Linked DNA regions of Homo sapiens: region 2 is linked to region 1. The links are chromatin contacts, found by Hi-C or POLR2A ChIA-PET in ENCODE. All regions are on one chromosome and are shown on one strand. Each heading gives the region's core, a stretch centred on a gene start or an enhancer-like site at or near the end of the contact. The rest is flanking DNA. Distances are from core to core; before and after follow the strand shown.

What was found. A loop is a pair of places that touch in the nucleus more often than their neighbours do. ChIA-PET counts read pairs that join two places held with the same protein, here RNA polymerase II (POLR2A). Pooled maps may share reads with other maps.
Region 2: a pooled map shows a loop between it and region 1 (3-fold over the local background). The contact joins the enhancer-like site here to the promoter of GNS in region 1. A Hi-C loop is called at or near these places in 3 of 168 maps with a recorded cell type or tissue (B cell and CD8-positive, alpha-beta T cell) and 7 of 50 pooled maps. POLR2A ChIA-PET finds 5 or more read pairs at or near these places in 1 of 52 experiments (A549).

What each region holds. Positions count from the first base shown.
Region 1 is chr12:64,757,201-64,763,867 of GRCh38, reverse strand. GNS (glucosamine (N-acetyl)-6-sulfatase) reads left to right here and starts at 4,462. Exons shown (of 14, transcript NM_002076.4): 1 at 4,462-4,783. The coding sequence starts at 4,592. LOC124903113 (small nucleolar RNA U13) reads left to right here and starts at 2,895; the gene lies at 2,895-3,000. It also overlaps a transcript of TBC1D30 not described here. RefSeq lists an enhancer at 5,036-5,916.
Region 2 is chr12:65,184,505-65,191,000 of GRCh38, reverse strand. The region is part of intron 1 of LEMD3 (LEM domain containing 3); the gene reads right to left. Among named protein-coding and RNA genes, the nearest start is that of LEMD3, 18 kb to the right of the region's middle. Within about 2 kb of position 1,745, at least 3 of the 41 ENCODE cell types and tissues checked have a DNase peak (open chromatin) inside an H3K27ac peak, as active enhancers do; they include B cell, where a contact is called at or near this core.

The DNA.
Region 1 (6,667 bases), core at 3,213-5,712:
ACCTGAGGTCAGGAGTTCAAGACCAGCCTGAGGTCAGGAGTTCGAGACCAGACCAATATGGTGAAACACTGTCTCTACTAAAAATACAAAAATTAGCTGGATGTGGTGGTGTACACCTGTAATCCCAGCTACTTGGGAGGCTGAGGCAGGAGAATCGCTTGAACCTGAGAGGTGGAGGTTGTAGTGAGCCGAGATCATGCCACTGCACTCTAGCCTGGTGACAGAGCAAGACTCTGTCTCAAAAAAAAAAAAAAAAATTAATAGGATACAAAACCAAAGTGATAAAGATGAATGAGAAAGTAAAGAGAAATTATCCTGACATTAAGAAGTAAAGAGTAACCAAAAAAAGTTTAAATCATAAGAAAAACAGTAATTCATTAAGAGGAAGAGAATAATCATTTCACACTCTATACGTATATGAAAACATCATGTTGTACACCTTAAATACACATAATTTTGTTGTCAATTATATCTCAATAAAGCTGGAAAGAGGAAGAGATAAACTGCAAATGAAAGTAATAAATAGGCTATTAAATTGACAACTTGTGAATTATATAAACTCATTGAAAAATATTCAAATTTCTTTCGATTTGATCTCACACTAGCATTGAGGAAGATAACATAAAACTCACGCCTATAATCCCAGCACTTTGGGAGGCTGAGGCGGGTAGATCACCTGAAGTCAGGAGTTCGAGACCAGCCTGGCCAACATGGCGAAACCCCATCTCTACTAAAAATACAAAAATTAGCCGGGCATAGTGACGCATGCCTGTAATCCCAGCTACTCAGGAGGCTGAGGCAGGAGAATTGCTTGAACCTGGGACGTGGAGGTTGCAGTGAGCCAAGAGCGCAGACAGATCAAGACTCCATCTCAAAAAATAAAATAATACAAAATAAAATGCAGAATGTCACGAAATGCCTATGTTAAGAGGATATTTGATAGAGTTTTCTGAAATTTGACAAAAATACTAAACATATATATAAAACCAATAATGAACTGAGGTGAAAAATAATTTTTCTGAATTATCACCAATAAAAGGCAAATACTGATCAAACACACTAGAGAAAAAACTAAATTATCTTTCTATTTTCTTTAGAAAATATTATAAACTAACATCATATGAAGAGATGATTAAAGAGCACATAGCCATATAATGTAAGGGGAAAAAAGTATGAAGAAGTATGCCTGGCAGTTACTTAATAAAAATATGTTACGTTAAATTTTTGCATTATTTGTAATATTTTTCAACTTTTAAAAATTTATAACGTTATATTTTGTTTTAGTCTAAATACATATTCAGTTGTGTACCTACTTTTGTATCTAAAATTGTTATTCTTTTTCTTAAGGAGCCTCCACTCGCCAAATGCACATAAACTTCAGGCCCCACAAAATTTGAATCTGTCCCTGTTATCCACTTTTCTCTCTACCTAATTGGTCTACCCTCACCCATGCTTGTCCTCTTCCAATCTGTTCTTCATGCCACAGTCTAAAGGATCTTCTAAAAGTTCATGTATGATTATATTTATCTTACATTCTTTCAGTAATTTCCAATTAGCCTTACTATAAAAACCCAAGTCCTTAAAATAGGATCTGGGTCCTCACCACCTCTCTCCCTCTGCTCTAACCACACTGGCTTCTTTTAGTTATTGCAATGCACCAGCTCAGAACCTTTGCATATGCTGTACTCTGTGCTTAGGAGACATTCCACCACCCCAATACTCCATTAACAAATTATCTCCTACTCAAACTTCAGATTTCACTCAAAGATCACTTCCTCAGGGCACCTTAGACTAAATCAGCCTCCCACCACCTTAAATGCTCATTGCACCCTTTACTTTTCCTTCATAGCATGTCTATTTGTAATCATATACAAGATACAAGATTAGATTGTCCATCTCTCTGCCATTAGACTGCAAATTCCATGAACGAGGGACAATGTCTCTTCAGCACTAGTGTAGCAGTGTTACCGGAAAGGGGTCCTGATCCAGACATCAAGAAAGGGTTCTTGGATCTCGAGCAAGGAAGAATTCAGGACAAGACCATAGAGTAAAGTGAAAGAAAGTTTATTAAGAAAGTAGAGGAATAAAAGAATGGCTACTCCATAGGCAGAGCAGCCCGAGGGCTACTCGTTGCCCATTTTTATGGTTATTTCTTGATGATATGCTAAACAAGGGATGGATTATTCATGCCTCCCCTTTTTAGACCAGAGAGGGTACCTTCCTGACATTCCCATGGCGTTTGTAAACTGTCATGGCGCTGGGTGGGAATTTAGCAGTGAGGACGACCAGAGGTCACTTTCATCACCATCTTGGTTTTGGTGGGTTTTAGTCGGCTTCTTTACTGCTACCTGTTTCATCAGTAAGGTCTTTATGACATGCATCTTGTATCTTGTATCTTTATGACCTCCTATCTCATCCTGTGACTTAGAATGCATAACCATCTGGGAATGCAGCATAGCAGGCCTCAGGCTTATTTTACTCAGCCCCTTTTCAAGATGGAGTTGCTCTGGTTCAATCGCCTCTGACAGCAGCATCCTGAACAAAGTGGGCAACTAATTACACAATTTCTGGCCTCAAATAGTTTATAATCTAACCTTGAAAAAAATAGAAAAGAAACAATTTTACAATTTGGGGCTTCGATACAGATGAAATAGGTTATTTTTTTGTGCAAGAAAGTCTTCCTGGAAGTCTTGAAACCTGAATACAGAAGGATTAGTTATTCTAACCAGCTTGAAAAATTGGCCTAGGCCAAGGCTGTAACCAAGTATTCTGGTTGTCTAGGAACTGCTCTGACCACACTTCCGGCATAATTGTTTCTTGCAGAAAAACTACTTCAGTTTTTTTAAAGCTTCTTTTGCCTTCTGTAGGCTTACTTAAAAAAAAAAAGTATTAAGATCCTTTTGTGGTTCATAAGCCTGATGATTGGGTTTTCATGCTATTGTGTGAGTTACCACCCCTACCTCAAACCTTGTTAGGACTCCGCGCATTACCCCTCTGTGTGAAAAAAACAAAGTAATAAAGGTAATTTTTTTTTTTTTGCATAAGCCCTATCCTTGTACACATCAGGTTTCAACGTGTTTCCATCATTATTTTTACCTTATAGTATAGTGTTTTCACGAGTTTTTTTTTTTAATACTTTAAGTTCTGGAATAGTTTTCACGAGTTTTAAGAGACTCTTCTTGGCAAACAGTTCAACTCAGAGAAAATACTTTTACCAGCAAGGAGGTATACCTTGTTATATCGGTCTGGGGATGTGACTTGACAGTTCACCTTGCCAGGAATATCTCTGTGATTTTTTGTTTGTTTGTTTGTTTTGAGACAAGAGTCTCGCTCTGTCCCTGAGGCCAGAGTGCAGTGGCTCACTGCAAGCTCCGCCTCCCGGGTTCAAGCGATTCTCATGCCTCAGCCTCCCGAGTAGCTGGGATTACAGGCGCCTGCCACCACGCCCAGCTAATTTTTGTATTTTAGTAGAGACGGGGTTTCCCCACGTTGGCCAGGCTGGTCTAAAACTCCTGACCTCAGGTGATCCACCCGCCTCCCAAAGTGCTGGGATTACAAGCGTGAGCCACCGCGCCCACGGTGGGCGGTGAGAGGAGAGGGGCAAAGTCTAATTATTCCAGAGCGACCACAGAAATATCTGGAGCTAGTTTCAAGGGCTATTCCCCGCTAAAGATTACTTAATAATGCAGTTGGATGACCACGTTTCAAGATTTTTGTTCGATCTGCACATCCTCCAACATGTTCCAAGAGGGTGTTTAAAAAGTCACCAAGGACCATTAGGATAACCATTAGGATAAAGCTGTCAGGACATCCCTAAATTGTTTGAAACTACGATGTCTGCTGAGGAAAGAAGAACATAATTAGGCTTTGGAGTTAAGAGAGCTAACCAGTTCCGAATTTAATGTCTGAGCCAAATGAGAATGTTAAGATTTATCTCACAAGTTGTAGAGAAAATTAAAAACGATTAAACATCCGGGCCTTGAATAAGTGCCCGTCGACTTGGGGATTAAATATGGTAGAGTCCACTTTCCTCACCAGCTGATGATAATTTCTGTTATGTACAGTCCTCCTTTCTCTTCCTTTATCGGTTGGTTAGTATTTGCCAACTCTTTCCTGCTTTTCATCTTCTCTTCCCCCCATTTAAATCTTTCCACCAAGCGCTCAGAAACACGTACGTCCTACCAGAACGCAACCCGAGCCTGCGCGAGAGGTACGTACAGGTCTTGACCTTTTCCCGGTTCTCCGCCCTTTTCCCGGTTCTCCGCCCTTTTCTCCGGTTCTCCGCCCTTTTCTCCGGTTCTCCGCCCTTTTCTCCGGTTCTCCGCCCCTTTTCCGCCACTGCCTGATGCCTCCCTCCAGGCTGCGCCAGTCCGCAGCCCCGCCCACGCCGGCCGTCACGTGACCGCGCAGCGTGCTCCGCCCCCTGTCCCTGGCTCACGTGATCGCGCCTAGGGAGAAAACGTCTGACTCCAGCCACCGGCCTTCAAGGCACGGCTTTTTATTCCTTCGGCTGGTCGGCCTCTCGCCCTTCAGCTACCTGTGCGTCCCTCCGTCCCGTCCCGTCCCGGGGTCACCCCGGAGCCTGTCCGCTATGCGGCTCCTGCCTCTAGCCCCAGGTCGGCTCCGGCGGGGCAGCCCCCGCCACCTGCCCTCCTGCAGCCCAGCGCTGCTACTGCTGGTGCTGGGCGGCTGCCTGGGGGTCTTCGGGGTGGCTGCGGGAACCCGGAGGCCCAACGTGGTGCTGCTCCTCACGGACGACCAGGACGAAGTGCTCGGCGGCATGGTAACTCTTCTGTTTCTGCCCCGCCCCTCTATCTCTTGGGCTGACTACCCGGTTTGTTGCTCTCTTTCCCGGTCCCCACCACCCTCCTCCCCGAACTGGCTGTCTTATCCTTGGGTAGGTTTGGTTTTCCCACCTGAGGCCCTTTATGCCGGTGTAAGGGACTGCAATACTCTTTTCCTTTCTGGATTGAGGCACATGCGTACAGCACACAGAGCTTCTAGTCTGGACCGTACTGCTGTGGAGTTTACGTTAATATCTCAAGATAAACATGTGGAGACCAGTGGAGGATGGGTTGAACCAATGAGGATCAGGTGCTGTCTAAGAGCACTCAAGGCCTGATTGTTTTTCTTTTGGATTAGAGGATCACAGACAAGTCCAGTCCCCTTTATGAGGGACCTAGACCACCTCCACGTTTGTGCCTGTATACAATGTCTGTATCTGATGTCAATAAAAATAAGCCTGGGCCGGGCGCGGTGTGTCACTCATGTAATCCCAGCACTTTGGGAGGCCGAGGCGGGCGGATCAGAAGGTCAAGAGATCGAGACCATCCTGGCCAACATGGTGAAACCCCGTCTCTACTAGAAATACAATAATTCTAGCTGGGCGTGGTGGCGCGCAGCTGTAGTCCCAGCTACTTGGGAGGCTGAGGAAGGAGAATCGCTTGAACCCGGGAGGCAGCAGTTGCAGTGAGCCGAGATCGCGCCACTGCATTCCAGCCTGGCGACAGAGCGAGACTCCGTCTCCAAAAAAAAAAAAAAAAAAAAAAAAAAAAAAAGGCCTGAAGTGAACTAATCTGGTAGGCCGACCGTCGAACTATTGAGGGTGTGTGTTGCCTCACAAGAATCAAGAAAATTCAATTAGTGTGATTGAACACCTGACTGTTGCATTAGAGACTGTCAGTGTTTCATTTTCTATCTAATGGGTGTTGTCACAAGACTTCATTTTTTTTCCAGAGTAAATTTTGCTTGTGTATTGCAGAATTATGGAATGTGTGACCTTTGGAAACATCCACTCCAACCCCTTCCCCATGGAGGCCCAGAAAGCAACTTGCCCAAGACATGAGTAGTTGAGGCAGAGTCCTCTGACCCTGGGTTCAGCATTCCTCTCTTCGCTTTAAAACCAAATGCTTTATTGCTTTCTTCGTTTCAGTTCTCTTTTTGCTTTCAGCTGAATGCTGAGACTATGAAATACTCCAGGCAAGACGTTCCTAACTTTTCTTGTGTAGTTACACACCCTAGCTCAGTGTCCTTCAAACCTCTGGTCCCAACCCTTGAGTGAGTTATGAAATCAGTTTAGTGAGTAACTACCAACATTTTTTATTTCCTCTGGAATAGAATAGAATAGAAAAGGTCCATGTGTGTGAGTGTGTGTGTTACACTTGATAAAGGTAATCATTATCTATCTCTCTTTCTTCCCGAGTTGTAAAATATATTTCTTAGGTTGATGCTCAAGAGCTTGAGAGTCTTTTATAGCTGATGTTTTAAGAGGCTTGCATTTTGACTACACATTTCTTCCTGCCATATATGCTTCATTGTCTGTTAGTTTCTACCAAGCCATGTTGACATTGGTCTTAATTTAATTTTCCTCCTACACTTTAGGTTCACTACTCTTCCAACTACTGCACTTACTTGTCTGCTCACAAAATTCCTTTTTTATTAAAAAAAAGAAAATGTGTCCTTGAAGAGTGTTTTGTCCAGAAAAAGCAAGCCTTCTCTAGCAGTGACTTAAGTACTCAGTTAAAAGGTCAGGCTTTTTTAGGTGTTGAAAACAAAATTGATTACTTAAATATAAGGTATTCAGAGTTGTTTCTTCAATTCTTATAAACCACAGCTGTAGTCTGTGTGTATTTGAGGTCTCTTTAGTATGTTAATCCAATTTGCTTCG
Region 2 (6,496 bases), core at 496-2,995, 430 kb before region 1:
TTTAAAACACTGCTGATTCTGCAATGTTGTGCTTTGCAGATTTAAGGAAACTTTTTTCTTTTCTCTTAAGCTATCTCTACAACTTTCAACAATTTGGTAAACTATACCTTTGTGAATGAAGATGAAACACCTTTTCTCAACTATCTGATCCCTCCAGAATTCAGAAACCGTAACCAAGTATTTCTATTTTTATGGCAATACAATGTAGACCAAAAAGTAACTGAGACAAGTCTCAATCAATTTTGAAAGTTTATTTCGCCAAGGTTAAGGACCCACCCATGACACAGCCTCAGGAGGTCCTGTCAACATGTGCCTATGGTGTTTGGGGTACAGCTTGCTTTTATACATTTTAGGGAGACATAATACATCAATCGAAACATGTAAGATTTACACTGGTTCGATCTGGAAGATGGGGAAAACTCAAAGCAGGGGCTTCCAGGTCATAGGTAGGTTTAAACATATTCTGATTGGCAATTGGTTGAAAGAGTTATGATGTATAGAAAGGAAGGGGTTGCAGAGACCTAGGTTTTTATCATGCAGATGAAGCCTCCAAGTAGCAAGCTTTAGAGAGAATAGACTGTATATGTTTCCTATCAGACCTAGGGTCTGTGTTGACATTAATACTAGAGAGGTATAAATGAGACGTGTCCAACCCCAACATAAATGAGGCATGTTCAACCCCCACTTCCCATCATGGCCTGAAGCAGTCTTTCAGGTTAAATGTTAGGGTGCCCTAGCCAAGGAGGAAGTCCATTCAGATGGTTGCAGGGGGCCTTCGAATTTTATTTTTGGTTTGCAGTAAGTTACTTGCATAAGTTCAATAAAAATCTGTTCTCTTTGTAACAAGTTATAACTGGAAACACTGGTTATAATACCAAGGCTTTTGACCGGAAAGTCATATTTGAAAATGTACATAGAGCTGGATATGGCCAGTTTTAAAGAACTAAGGTTTACTTTATGAAGCCATGAAAGCCCCTTGGAAAAAACTAGTGTGGTACGAGGCTTTAAGGGTTTCCTGGCCTTAAGAGTTGAGTAAGGCAGGCCCAGTAACTTTAAAAATATTTTGAGGACCTTGAGAAGAGAGGAATTCATCCAAATCTATAGGTATTACGGGCAAAGTCTACTGGTAAGTCTTCAGCATGGCTTCATAGCCTAGAGAGGCTTTTAAAAGTCTAATCTGAGATGCCTTTAAAAATTCCAGCAAAGCAGATTTAAAGAGAGCCTATATGGTCCATCACTACTCTCGCTGCACGTATGTGAACTATCAAGCCAAGTTTAATGAGACTAGACCTATTTTGCAAACAAATTAGTCTTATTGTGATTATCTTTGATAGAAATGGGAGCAGCTGTAGAGAGAAAAATTATGTTTCAGTAGAAAACTACAGGGCACCCTTGTGCATATCAGATTCTAGTCCTGTTCATTGTCCTTGACATTGTATCTATAAACTGCTTGGTTTCTGACGCCCTACAGGCGGGTACTGGGCAACACTCATCCCTGCTGATGAATGGGCCACTCAGGGAGTTCACCAAAATGCCCATTGCCATAACCAGAAACATTCAAACTGCAAACCAGGGAAATATGCTTTGAGCTCAAATCTAGAAACCTTGACCAACTGCCCTCCGGACACAGAGAGTGAGTTTATGGTTTGTTCTAGCCATCAACCTTTTTATTTTACTTGGTTCTGTTCATGGAGGCCTTGGCTAAAGAGCATACACCAGTCCTTTGATGACAGTAGTCCCTCCTCCCTCCTTATGGCAGTTTCACTTTCTGCAGTTTCAGTTACCCCTGGTCAACCATGGACCAAAAATAGATGAGTACAGTAAATAAGATATTTTGAGAGAGACCATATTCGCATAACTTTTATTAGTATATTGCTACAATTCTATCATTGGGTTATTGTTTTAATCTCTTAACTGTGCCTAATTTATAAATTAAACTTTATCATAAGTATGTATTACAGGAAAAACATAGTATATATAGGGTTTGATAGTATCCATTTTCAGGCATCCACTGCAGGAGTAATGGGAGTCTTGAAACATACTGCCTGTGGGTAAGAAAGAACTACTATTATCCTCCTGATAGTGCCCATTGTCATCTCCCTGGTGCACTGTATTCTTTCTAGTGTCTTAAATGAATGTTTGCAGCCATCAGCAATATGCCAAATGGTCTCACTGCAATTAGAGCAACAAAAATAAGATGAACAAGAAAGGAATACTTCTTCCATGAGCCTGACATCATGACTTTTGTATTCCATACTGAGACCAAGTAAGTCACTATAATGGTGACAGAAAGTGTCAACAATGCTCAAAGTTTTAGTCAAGCACTCAAGATGGAGAGGCTGACAAAAGGAGAAAATTGTTAAAGCAAGTAAGGAGGAAGCCATTAGCCTGAAGATTTTCTCTGTGAACAGAACTCCTCTGTAAGCAAACCAAAACCCAATCCCGTGTAAACAGTAAAACAAAACTTAAGCATACCCAATCAGAAACCACCAACTAACTTCTAACTAGGGCCTTTCCACTTATGTTTTGTCTTACTTCCACATTCAGCCTATAAAAGCTCACTGCCCATCACTGCTTTGGAGAGGAGTTCTCTGGATCCCTTCCGGTTCTAAGTATTGCCCAATTCATAAATCATCCTTTGCTCAAATAAACTGTTTAATTTATTCTGCCTAAAGTTTACTAGGCTATCTCTCCCCGCCTTCAGCTGCTCTCAGTTTCCATGTAGCTTATATAGTGTACTTCAACCCTGCAGTATGATTTTAATGTTTAAAATGTATAATGTTCCCTAATCCTTTATCCAATATTAAAAGAGTCTTTATACTATACTGGAGGGGGAAAAAAAACTGGCCTTTTTTAGACACCCTACTGTAGACTCTAAATGCTGAATTTTGCTTTATTCTCTGATTTCAAAAACCTAACTTCAAAAAACTTGATTCATAAAATTTGAATCTGCCAGAAAACAGTTTTCTGGACCAAGTCAGTAAGATTGATCCTTAACACCATTTTAAATAAACAGTGAAAGCATCTTCAAATTCCAGATTAGGACTAAATTCAAACTTATTTTCCTACATACCATCTCTATTTGTTAAGGTCTGTTCAACAAATATTTATTGAGTAACCAAAAACCAGGTGCTAGGGAATACAAAGATAAGAACTCAGAACCTTCCCTAGAGCTGCTGATAGTACAGTGACTCTTACTACTTTGAAGGACAGAGATCCTTTTGAGAATTTAATAAAATTTATGAACCCTCACCCTGCAAAAATGCATACATATTCAAAAATGTACATATAATTTCAAGGAGCTACTGCTTACCTGGAGTCCATTTATCTCTTCCTTAAGATTGATGGACCACTGTTTAAGAACTCCTAGTCTAGTAGAATGTGAGATTTTTTTTTTTAAAGGGGGGAAGTGGGAATAATTCCAAAGGAAATTTAAAAAACAAATACATGAAATACAAAATTGTGCAGATAGTACAGTACAGGGACAAAGATCCCATAGTGGGAGTCAGATTATCTGCACTCAAATCTGGTTCTGCCACTTACTGACTTTGGATGAGTTTCTTAACCTCCCTAGGCCTCAATTTTAAGAATTAAGTGAAACAACCCAAGAAAAACTTAGCACAGTACTGAGAGACAGAGGCACACACACAAGCACAGACCTGGAATCCCTTGAATTGAATTGTTAAAGTCTCTACAGTTGAAGTCTACACATATCCTCATAGTAAACACTCACTTTCTTAAAACTATCCTTATAACCAAAAGAGCCCAACTAAAACATTATCTCCCTCAAACCCCTGAAGTAGCTAAAGTAGCTAATATTGCCTAAAGTAGCTAATGGCTTCTAAAACCCTTTTAAATCCTAAGATGATCTTATATGGCAAAACCATTGATTTTAAGTTTATCTGCTTTTATTCATTCAGTGTATCCTCCCTTCCTGCAGAACAAGGATTAGGAAAAATAAAAGTATGGCAACAACCCTGTAATAAATTGGTAAAGCTGATTGTGTAAGAACATATGTAAAAGTCCTTGCAAATTAAAGCATAAGTAACTTATTTATATTCATATCATGTCTGTTCTAGCTAGCATATGGTCTTAGCAGAATTTTGACTTGCCACTTTAAGTTGTTTTTTTCCCCAAATTTCCCAACATACTACTATAGCCTATTTAATCTTGCATTTTAAACATCAAAACCCATACACTATGCTTATATATTTTTACTTACTTAACTCCTGTGTTTGTACTATGGTTCTTCATCACTACACACTTACTGATGTAATACCAGTGTCTTTTATTATTTTAACCCTTAAATAATTTATTAGCCAAAAGGAATTTTAAAGAAAACAGGTGTCGAAAAAAAAAAAAAAAAAAAGCAATCTAAACCAACCTTGCAGCATAGTATACTCCTATTTTTTTAAATGCATTTGGACTGATATTCTGCCCAAAACAAAACTCAGGAAAAGACTCTCCTAAATCATCCTAGTTTCTCATTTCCTAACCCAAATATTAGAATTTTTTAAAAGGTACTGAATATTTTCAAAGTAAATGAGTAATATTTTTATCCTTTTTCATTCTTGGATAAGATGGCATTAATATAATTTATAGCTATTTTGTATTAAGTTCAACCTTGTACAATTTTTTAAAAATTAAAGAATTTAAGTTGTTAAAATTTAAGTAAAATACAAATTTTGTTTTAAGTAATGCTTGCTCCGCAAGTTATATCATTTAGATGAATAAGTATCTCTTCACAATAAAAAGCAACGGGCAAAATGTAAAAGAAAAAAAAAATCTCTTGAGGCAAGAAATACTAGCTCCAAAGTTTATGACTTAGAATCTCAGGCAAGTTACCCTCTGTGGGACTCTAGTTCCTCATTGTAAAATAGGATGTTTTGTAACTATGCCCAGCAGCATGGAGAGAGATAACCTAATATATCTTAGATAGATTAATAAGTTATCTTTTCCCAATCTCAGCATGAAATAAAAAATAGCACGTTTATAAAATAACACAATATACTGCTACTCCAACCTTCATCTGTCTCTACCATAGAGCTACTGGGATAAAATGACAGTTCTTAGAGAGATAGAAAACTCCAAGGCAAGGCTCCCCAAGTCTTTTATAATGCCTGAATTTTTCACTTACTGCCAAAAATGTTTTACCAATCAAAGATATTAATAGAATCTGAGTTAATCAAGATCTTGTACAATCACCTCTGAGATTAAGGGGTTACCAGCTGGTAAGTCAGTCAGTCATTTCAACACTACAACTGATTCTGTGACATTAAGTATGAATGTCTTGAAAATAAATGCTATATATATTATATATAAAATTTATATATAATTTCCTTGTAACATTCTTTAAGTAATGATTCTCCACTCTTAAAGCAAAAGGACTTCATTTATATCAAGATATTCAGATTCCCCATAACAGTACTTTTGATATCCACTTATATTAAGAAAATATGACCAAATTCTACCATGCATATAATATTTTATATTTTAATCACAGCAGTATTGAAATACCATTGAAAAATAATAGCACAGTATGAAAGGCAAATTATTTATTAGGTCTTCAGACAAACTTTATAATGGGCACAGTTCCCAAAATGTTCTCAGTCCACAGTTGAAAACTACTGCCATAAATTCTAACAGAAAATTGTAGAATTGTAGGCAATCCAGCTACTACACATTTAAGGATAAAGAACAATTTAGAGAGGCAGGGCTAAACTCTGATTCCATATTGGCTCAATCCTCACTAAAGATAATCACATTACCAAATTTTATCATAAAATCATACAATTTTTATGAACAGAGCTCTACAACATTATATTATGAATTCATTCAATCAAATGGCTTACCCTAACATTTAGTTTAAAGTAGATGACTGCCAGACTTGGTGGTGTGTGCCTGTAGACCAGCTGCTCAGGAAACTGAGGTGGGAGGATTACTTGAGCCCAAGGCCCGAGTAATTACTTGAGGCTAGCCTGGGCAACAGAGCAAGACACATCTCTTTCAAAAAGAAAAAAAAAGTATCTGAATTGAGGGAATAGGGGGAGTTGGAACTTAGTAAAGAGAGAAAGGAGAAGAGGATATGTGAAAAAGGAAAACAGTATGTCCAATGGTTAGTGGATGAGCTTTCAAGTCATGTTGCTAAGGTTTTTACCCAACAACGTTAACTCCATAACTCCTCTCCCTGCCCTATAAACTTGGACAAAGTGATTAACCTAATCCTCAGATTCCTCATTAATGATGGAAAACTAGCCCCTACCTCATAAAACTCTTAAAACTAAATGAGATACGAATGAGCATAAAACGTTTATTTGCCAAGCACTCAACAAGTAAACCTATTCCATACAGAAAATTTTGAAGTTATTGAGCACTTAGAAGTTATTGAATCTTTTAAAGTTATTGAGCCAAGATTATAGTAAAAGAGCAGAAAGCTTAGGCCAGTATAAGTTGGAAAACAGAAATTAAAGAGATGAAAAAGTATAAGAGAAAACAC